Linked DNA regions of Homo sapiens: region 2 is linked to region 1. Evidence: read pairs that join two places in POLR2A ChIA-PET (ENCODE). Cell type or tissue: MCF 10A. All regions are shown on one strand. Each heading gives the region's core, and the rest is flanking DNA. Links, peaks and the distances in the headings are about the cores only. Region 1 overlaps NUAK2 (NUAK family kinase 2). Region 2 overlaps BLACAT1 (BLACAT1 overlapping LEMD1 locus).

Evidence for each region. ChIA-PET counts read pairs that join two places held together with the same protein. Peaks named below come from ENCODE experiments on the same cell type or tissue, not always from the same donor. Only the 100,000 strongest peaks of a DNase experiment are listed, where the experiment ranks them.
Region 2: POLR2A ChIA-PET joins it to region 1 with 5 read pairs; 7 of 35 experiments call an interaction of 5 or more read pairs at or near these places.

Annotation. Positions count from the first base shown.
Region 1 is chr1:205,315,935-205,320,311 of GRCh38, forward strand. The region is part of intron 1 of NUAK2 (NUAK family kinase 2); the gene reads right to left. Among named protein-coding and RNA genes, the nearest start is that of NUAK2, 3.6 kb to the right of the region's middle. In MCF 10A, for the core only: no CTCF peak of the experiment used is centred there; DNase peaks (open chromatin) are centred at 1,817, 2,417, 2,957, 3,827 and 1 weaker place.
Region 2 is chr1:205,438,862-205,443,238 of GRCh38, forward strand. It overlaps BLACAT1 (BLACAT1 overlapping LEMD1 locus), which reads right to left. Exons shown (of 2, transcript NM_001397426.2): 2 at 1-2,201. The coding sequence starts at 2,165. The coding sequence ends at 2,064. It also overlaps a transcript of LEMD1 not described here. Among named protein-coding and RNA genes, the nearest start is that of MIR135B, 7.3 kb to the right of the region's middle. RefSeq lists enhancers at 958-1,537, 1,538-2,119, 2,521-2,640, 4,361-4,377. In MCF 10A, for the core only: no CTCF peak of the experiment used is centred there; a DNase peak (open chromatin) is centred at 2,380.

The sequences.
Region 1 (4,377 bases), core at 135-4,134:
AACCAATCACCCAGAGGCAGGAAGGCCACATGCCTGAGACAGTCCTGGTCTAATTACTAATATTGCCCCTTTTACTCTCCAAAGTATCCAAGTTTAGATAATACAATATATGGCCACCCTACTCAGAAGGGGAAAGAAAACCAGATTCAATGATAATAACATAAACCTGAACATCTGATTAGTGGAGATGGCATCAAGAGCCCAGGAATCGAATCCTTATTTGCCCCTATAGAGCTATGCAACTCAACATAAGTCACTTGACCAGATAAGTCTGGTTAACTCATCTGGCTGGTTTTCATGTCCTCATCTGAAAAACGAAAGGATATTTATTCTCCAGTCATCTGCTGAGTGCCTACCATGTGCCTGGCTGGCACTGTGCTAGGTGTTAGGGATTCAGATAAAAAGTGGACAGTCCCACAGTCCAGTGGGAGGACTGACAATTAATTAAACTCCATTCTATTGTGATAAATGTGGCAGTTGATGTCCCTGCCTGCAGAGAGGCTCCAAGAGCACTGGAGAGAACTTCCTTTGCCCATAGGAGGAGCAGGGAAACCACCTCTGGGAGAAAAACTGCTTTCGATTTTGAAGGATGAGTGAGGTTTGCTAAGCCAAGGGAGGTGGGCTAGGGAGGGGCAACAAGGGCATTCCAGACAGAAAGAAAGGTTTGAACAAAGGCCAAAAAGAAAGAGCCATTCACGAATTTGCACATCAGGATCTCTACGCACCCTTCCAAACTCTAGAATTCTATGCTGAACTTCTTCAGAAATGGGCCACCTGCTACTATGCCAGGAAGGTGCTAGCCAAGTATTATTATAAGCAGCCCCATACTATGGCCACGGTAGCCTGCTTGAGCATAATTTCTGATTCTGTCCCAGTGGTTTTCTTGCCCCTGCAGTCCTAAACATTGGAAAAGGCAGCAGGGTTAATTCCTCATTCTATTTTGCAAACAGCACACACTGAAGTCCAGAAAGGCACACTGACTTTTCCAAGGTTCCACAACACATCAAGACACAATCAGGACTGAAGATGGAAGGATGGTGCCTGGAGAAGCTTCCATCTCAGCCATAGAGATTTCCCTGCCTGCCTCCCATCCCTGGAGAAGGGAATGCCCCATATCTTGCCCTAGGCCAGGCTGTGTAGTATCACCAGCCACCCCATCCCACTTACAGATATACAAATATGCCCACTCCTCTGCCAACACCCTGGAGAGGTAGGTGCTGTGGCTCAATTGGTAAACACTGCCTCCCTCCCAGGGACTCAGATCAGGAACGATCTGGATTCAGGAGAGGATGGTAGAAAGGTCTTAGAAAAAGAAGATCCAGAGATGCTGGTTCCAGGTGGAGGGAGAGAAGGTGCAAGCTGGGCATCTCTGGTCATAGTTATCACCCAGAGCTGGAGCCAAGATCCTTGATTTCTCTCTGGCCTTTTGTGGAGCAGCTGCTGTCTGGGAGGCAGGGCAAGGAGCTAGGGGATGACCCATTTAGATAACGGAGGAGAGGTTGGGCTGGGTTGGCCCAGGCTGGGCAGAGTGGGGGTGGGCCTAGGGGTGGCTCGCCATCCCACCACACCAGCCAGAGAGCTAGGCAGGGATCAGGAATGGGCTCCAAGGGGAGCCTGAGCCACCTCCCTATACTGTGCTGCCCCCTCCTTGCCATCCTCCAGCCCCCTCTACCGGGTTGCTGGGCAAGGAGCTTCCCTGCCCAGCCTTCTTGTGTGGTTTGGCTGGGGCTCAAGGACAAGAGTGGCCTGCAGCCTCCCTCCCTGCCGCTTAGCAGGCAGGTGCAGAGGGAGCTGGGAGGGCAGTGTCCTGCCAAGCAAGCCCTTGGCAGCCAGCCAGGCAGGAGTCCTTCTCTGGAGCTGGGGCCGAAGGAGAGACGAGGACTTTGAACAAAGCAGCAACCAAAGTGGTTTGGCTTAGGGAAGCCAAGCACAATCCATACTCTTTCTCAGGGTAGGACAGACCTCCAGGACGCAGGGATTCCCCAGGAAAGGGAAGGGCAGGACTTCATCAAAGCCAGCCTTGCTGGGATAATAACACTGTGTGTGTCAGACACTGTGCTAAGCACTTTACATATGCTATCTTACTTAATCCTAAGAGAATCCCACGAGGTAGGAATAATTATCACCCCTACTTTACAGATAAGGAAACTGAGGTACAGAGAGGTTGCACAGCTGGTAAGCAATGGAGCCACGATTTGAATGCTTGCAACCTTGACTGTCAGCTAGGCAGCATCCCCAACAAGGTTTGAAACCCAGGAATATAGTGTAGTTCACCCACCCAGAATCCTTCAACACAGTCACTGTATGTGAGGGTGGGGGTTGGTTCCCAGTGACTCTTCCCACCTGAAGCACTGCCTGTAGTGCTGGGAAAGACAGCGGGAGCTAACTGTTGGAATAACAAAGCACACTGAGGCAAGCCTGGGCTCATCTCAAGACCAACTCCCAGTCTAGGACTCAGTACTTGGTCATCCAGGAGCCCATATTGCAGGCATGCCACTCACCAGCTACAGGATAAGTCACTTCCCCTCTTCGGGCCTCAGCTACTCTATCTGTCAATGAAGGACTCGGACCACCTCAGTCATTTCCAAACATTTTGAAATCCTGCACTGCACTCCAAAACATAAAAAAGACAGAAGCACTCTTGCTCCAGAGCACCATACACTTGGACTCACGGCCCTAATGGTTCCCCTTGGAGGTAAGACTTCCATGCAGATCATCCAAAGGCTTTGGTGGACTCCACCATTTCAGAGACCCCAGCATGTGTTTTTCTCTTTAGGGGAAGGGGTGGCCAGGGGAGCTGGGTGAGTCCCAGGAGGAAATGTCATTTGGATACCAGGAATGTATTGAAGAGCCAGAGCAAATATTTGTTTTTCCTTTGATGTCCTCCTAGAGCAGCCATTAGTTCCGCCCACCTGCCCTTCCCTCAGCCAATCCCATCTGGCCCTGATAATCCCATCTAGGCAGGTTGGGAGCGGGAAGTGTGCTAGAAAGGTGGAGAGAAAATTGGGATGGAAGTCACCCAGCTGGCTTTCCTCTGAATCTAGCTCCCACCAACAATCTCAATTCATTCTAGGGGAGGTCTTGGGCAAGCTCCCACACCCCTCTCCCGCACTGAAGTATCCTGAGGCACTAGGTCTCTCTCGATTCACGAAGGACAGTCAAGAGGCAGGGGTGGGGTGGGGTGGGGAAGAGGCAATGCTCCAGAATTGAGAAACCATTAGCACAGCAGGCAGCTGCTCTCCAAGAAGGAAGGAGACCCTGAGCAAGTTCCCAGCTGCAGAACTGGGTGGTCTATGGATCAGGGAGGTTCACAGCAGGTCCCATGCCTACTGATCTTGGCTTCCTACATAGAGCAAGAGGCATGAGGCCAGGGAGTATCTTCTGATGTAATAAGAGCTGGAATCCCTGCCTAAATCCACTTAAGTTTGAAAACTGAAAGCTAGTTTATCTCATTCTGGAATCAAATGAGATCTCTCTCTTACTCTCTCTCTCTCATGCACATCCACACACACACCCCACAGTGACCTGGGTCAAGAGCCTGATGGGAACTCTGAACTTCAATCTCAGTTTCTCAGTCTCTGGGCCACCCCAGTCCCCACGACCCAGTGTCTCCACCCCCAAGAGGCACGAAGCACAAGCCACCAGCAGCTATTTTCCAGCTAAGCCCCTGACAAAGCCTGGGTCCAACAGCCTCAAGCCTGGAGCCTCACCGGGCCCTCACACTTTGCAGAAAGAGAAAGAAAAGGCAAGCCAGGAAGTACATGATTGCCCAATAGCTGTAACCTGGCAGCAGGCAACTGGGGACTGTGCCAGGCGATAGCAGGAAAAACATACTCGGTCCTATTGATGGGGCCATAATCTACCCCTTTCTCCAACATCCACTCTCCTTCACCAATGAAATGACTTCTTGAATTTCAAACCAGCTACTGGCTGCAAAAGCAAACACAATCTGGGGAAGTAACTGCTGATGTAGCCAATAGGGCAAACCATACACACACACACACACACACACACACACCCCCTCACAACCAGCACCCAACTGGATTTGGCAAAACATAATAATGCCTAAACCACCTGCTCTAAAAGGCTTGTTAAAATATACATTATATGGCCCTATCCTAGACCTTCAGAATAAATTACTCTGGGTGTGGAACCAGAGAATGTAAGTATTTTAAACAAACATCCCAGGTGATCCTTACGTACTTTAAACTCAAGTTTGAGAACCAGTTAACCACTGCTAACTAACTTTTGACAAATTTGCCATCCTTTCTGGGCTGCCCTTTCCAGAAATTCTCACTGCAAGTTCTTTTTTTGTTTGTTTCGTTTTGTTTTGTTTTGTTTTGTTTTTGAGACGGAGTCTCGCTCTGTTGCCCAGGC
Region 2 (4,377 bases), core at 125-4,124, 120 kb after region 1:
CCTGCAGCTGCAATCCCTGCCAAGGCCTGAGAGGCGCACAAGGGGAAAGCTCTCCTCGGCCACCCGCTCCCCAGGACGTACTTTCTCCACTTTCCTAACCTTTCCTCCTGGTGAGCCTGTGTGGTCAGGACATAACACCCAATATCTCTGAGTCTCCGGGGATACAATTTCATCCTCTGCCACAGAAGTGACTTTTCTAGGATTGCAGCCTCGCAGGTGACCGCTAGGGAAACACATGCCCTCCAGGAGGCTCTCTGGCCTCTGTATCAAGGTAACTTTTTCTGCCCATCTCTTTGCCTCACCCAAGGCCTCTACTATCCAAGAGGACAAAGAACCAGGGAGTTTTTCTTCTGTCCTTTGTGACCCCACTGGCCTTTATTGCTGAATCTTGCTGTTCCCTTGAGGGAAGGACTTCTGTTTATAATTCTTTGGATATAAAAGGAAATAACAGATTGTAGAAGGTGGGGGCTAGGAGGTAGGGGCAAAGGAAGGGGTTGGAGGATGGGAGGAGGAACTCAAGCTGTGCTCAAGCCTCATAAAGACAACCTGAATCCCACCCAATCTGCCCAAAGCCCAGGAAAGGCCCCTGAGTGTGGGCATGAGCTGGGCAGGCAGAGGCTGCCAGCATAGAATGTGCCCTTGCTTCTCCCAGGTTTTGGGCGAACCAGCCGAGGAAGACTTTTGCCCTCCCTAGTTGCCCAGAGAGGCCCACATTCCAAGGAAAGGGGAGCCCTGACTCTCCTATCTTGGGGCCTTGCCCTCTCTACCCAGGTCACCTGTTTACCTGTCAGAAGGGCTATTCTGTCCCTGGGGAGCTAGAGGGGGTCTGACTTTGCTCCTTGGCTGAGCTGCTCCCTGATGAGGGAGAACAGGCTTACAGAATCTGCCTGAAGCATCTCTGCTGCTGGCATTCGTCTCTGCCTGTCTTCTAGCCCCGGAGAACTCCAGGATTAAAGACAAAAGGCTAAGTTATACCAAAATGAAGGGAGAGAGGAAGGAAGGAAGAAGGAAAGAGGGAAGGAAATGCTTTTTTCTTTTGCTTCCTACCTCCTGGAAATGGGCTGGGGGTAAGGGCAGAGGCTGAAGCTGGAAGGTTGGCGGGGGTGGGGGATGAGGGAAAAAGTCGAGGAAGGTCCTAGAGGTCCCCCCACCCTAAGAGTTTCCACTGAAGGCACCACATATGAACGCAGTCCCCTCTATGGCTTCTGAGGAGAGAAGAAAAAGGCAGGGGAGACAGGAGAATCAAGGGAGGGCACGGCTCAGTCCAGGAAAGGGGTCCCTCAGTCTGGCCACGGCAAGACAGTCCCTGAGGAGGGGAGTCAGGGCCTGGGGAACAGGCCTCCCCACATCTGTGATGCTGGCAAGGAGGCACAGGCATCATGAACACGGGTGGGTCAGGGCCGGGGCTGGAGGAAACACTGCTTTCTGGAGAGCAAGAACAGAGGGAGCCACGGAGCCACTGGCCACCTCTGCCTTCCTCCTCACTGGGCTGGCCACCTCAGGCCTGGCCCCACCTGGCCCAGGAGGATGCTGGCAGGGGGCTGGAAAAGGATTCTTGCCCCAGGTCCTGGAATCCCAGGAGAGTCTCACACTTCCGCCCTGGAGGCCTTCTCCAGGGTCAGGGCTGCTGGAAGTTCTCTGCTAGAGCAGCCAGTTTCCCATTTAGCAACAGCTCTCCTAGCCCAAGGCGGCACATGCCTCATGCGGTTACCCTGAGAAGAGTCCCCCGAAGCTCTCAGGGCAGGAAAGAAGTTTCACTCCTTGGCCTCCCTGGGGCTTCTCAGTCTCTGGAAGGCATGCGGCAGGTCCTGGGGTTCCCCCTTGTGTGGCTGGGGCCTCTCTCCAAGGAGGTCTGAGAATTGGAAGCTAATGGGTGTGGGCATGAGGAGGATGAGAGGCACACAGGAGGCTGATGCCCTCGGGTGAGAGTCAGGCTGAGAAGAGCACTGGCTAAATCAAGACTTAAGATACACACACGGCTTCCTGCTCCAAGCCCCAGCCAGAAGCAGGCACCATCAGGCCTGGGACCTGCTGGGGGCTTGATGGAGGGGCCCTGGTTCTGATCACACCGCCGTCTCCCGCTCTCTGTGAACTTCCTCCTTCTTCCTCTTCATTTTGCAGAAGCCGTGGAGACCACAGAAGCAGGCGAAAGTGAACTGGGGCATGCCCTACGCCAGGCTGGGGGAACACTCACCAGAGATCTGCAGGGAAAGGCAGGGGAGGGAGAGGGGGCAGGAGAAAGGCAGGAAGAGAGAAGCAAGCTGGGGTTAATGCTCCCAGAACCCTCTGGGTCTGGCCCAGTCATTGCCACTCCCTGAGGCGGCCCGCTAGGTCTCTCACACCGGCTGGGGGAGGAGTCAAGCCTCTAAACAACAGCTCTTTGAAACCTCAGTGTTTCCTGATCTGTGTGGAGCTGATGTCATTCCTCACATTGGAGACAGGGTGAGTCCAAGGGAGGAAAGAGAATGCCCAGCTGCTGCCTCCTTTTTTCCCCTCCCACCCGCTCTGCCCCACCTCATCACCATATACCTGTGGTTGGGGAACAGGAAGCAAGCTGGCTTAAAATAGCCTCCGGCTTGTGCCACCTTACACCAGGTTCTAGCTGGGGGCTTCCACTCGCTTCTGCAGGTTGCACACACGACAGGCCCTCCTCCATCCAAATGCGGACCCCTTCATCCAGTGTAGCTTTACTTTGACACCTGGGACCGAGTCAGATTCCTCCCTTCCTTAACAACCCCAAGTTGTCTGACACCCTAGGAAAGCCTATAGGGAGCAATTATACCCTTCCTTTGACTGCTCAGGGCAATGCAAATCCCATCCTCACCATGCAGAGAAGAGACAGCAAAGAGGGTTCTTTTAGCCAACAGGCTCTTTTATTTAGCACCTATGCTGGGCAAAGGGTTGAGAGGTAGATACAAAAGGGTAAAGACATGGTTTCTTCCCTGGCACATAAGTCTGAGGTAGAGGCTGAGGCTGGATCTGCCCCAGCTGGACACGCTGTCCCCCACCTCTGGCTGACCCGGCCCTCAGCAGGAGCCAGGGGCCGCTCTGGTATCTGTTGCAGTCTGGCTGGGGAAGAGAGGGAGCTTCAGGAGCTCAGCTTCAGTCTGCAAGAGTATCCCTTTCTCCAAAGGCTCATTTAGGTTTCCCTAGCCTTAACCACCTGCAGATTTTTCCAGTTCACCTCTCTGCCCTTCCTCTGCCCCTGGGCCTATGGAAAGGGAGCAGAAGTGCACTCAAGCCACTCAAGCGGAGAAGCTGAGAACAAAGGAAGGAAAGCGCCCTGCGTGGAGGTCAGGCCGGGGCCTGGTCTGAATCACTCCTCTCTCCAGGAAGAACATGGGGGCAAGCAGGTGAGTGAAGCCCAAGTGCTGCGGGGAAGGAGGGAGGCACAGGGCTATGCGGAAGGGGTTTGGAATAGGGAAGCATGAGGCGCCTCCCTTCTCCAGCCCCTCAAGCAATAGAGATTGCATAGGATGTCCTGGGTTACCCCAGCAAGGCACATGTGCAAAGTGGTTTCACTGCCTTTGAGGAATGTGGCATGGCCCAGATGGTGGCTCTCTGGACAGTTCCACTGGTCTGGACAACCTTGCCCTTTTGGAAAAACTTCCTTCGTGTTTCTCCAGACAGAGCCAAGGCCCACACCAAGCACAGTGCCCGGTGGATCCAAGTCCTGTCAAGATTCTCCCCTCCCTCAGCCTCTCAGCGTCCCGGTAATACAGCTAATAGCTGTAATTAATAGGTGCAATGCATTTCCACTGGCCAGCTGGATGGGCAGGAGGCCCAGCTTGAGTCAGCATGGGTAGGTAGGCTGGTTATTTAATAACCCGATTTCCAGCATCATTTACACACCCACTCTGGTGGAGTATATATAGTTAGCAGAGAGCAACCTCCAGGATATATATAGAGCCAAGACACAACTACTATATTTCTAGATCTATCCCCTGCAGCTATCTCTGGATCCCTCCTGTGACAAACCTAGAGAGAGACGGGGATCCAATCTGGGACTTAGGTGGCCTGGGTTCTATTCCTGGCTCTGATGCTAACATGCTGTGTCATCCTAAGCAAGTGGCTACATCTCTCTGGGCCTTCATTACCTCATTTCAGTGTACCAGGAGATTAGGCAAGATTTAACACTAAGACCCCAAACCTAAGGGGCTGGAATCCTAACTTGATCCGGAAGGAGGGAGGGAGGGCAGGTGGATTCCCGTGTAATCAGTTATTGTCACACGTGCACTTCTCTTGCTGGGGATATAAGTCAAGGGTATGATCAACAAAGCAGTCCCATGATTATTGAAAAATACATGGGGAGAAATTGACAGGCACAACAAGGCTAATCTGGGAAGGAACTCCCAACTAAAACAAGCCAGGCAGGTA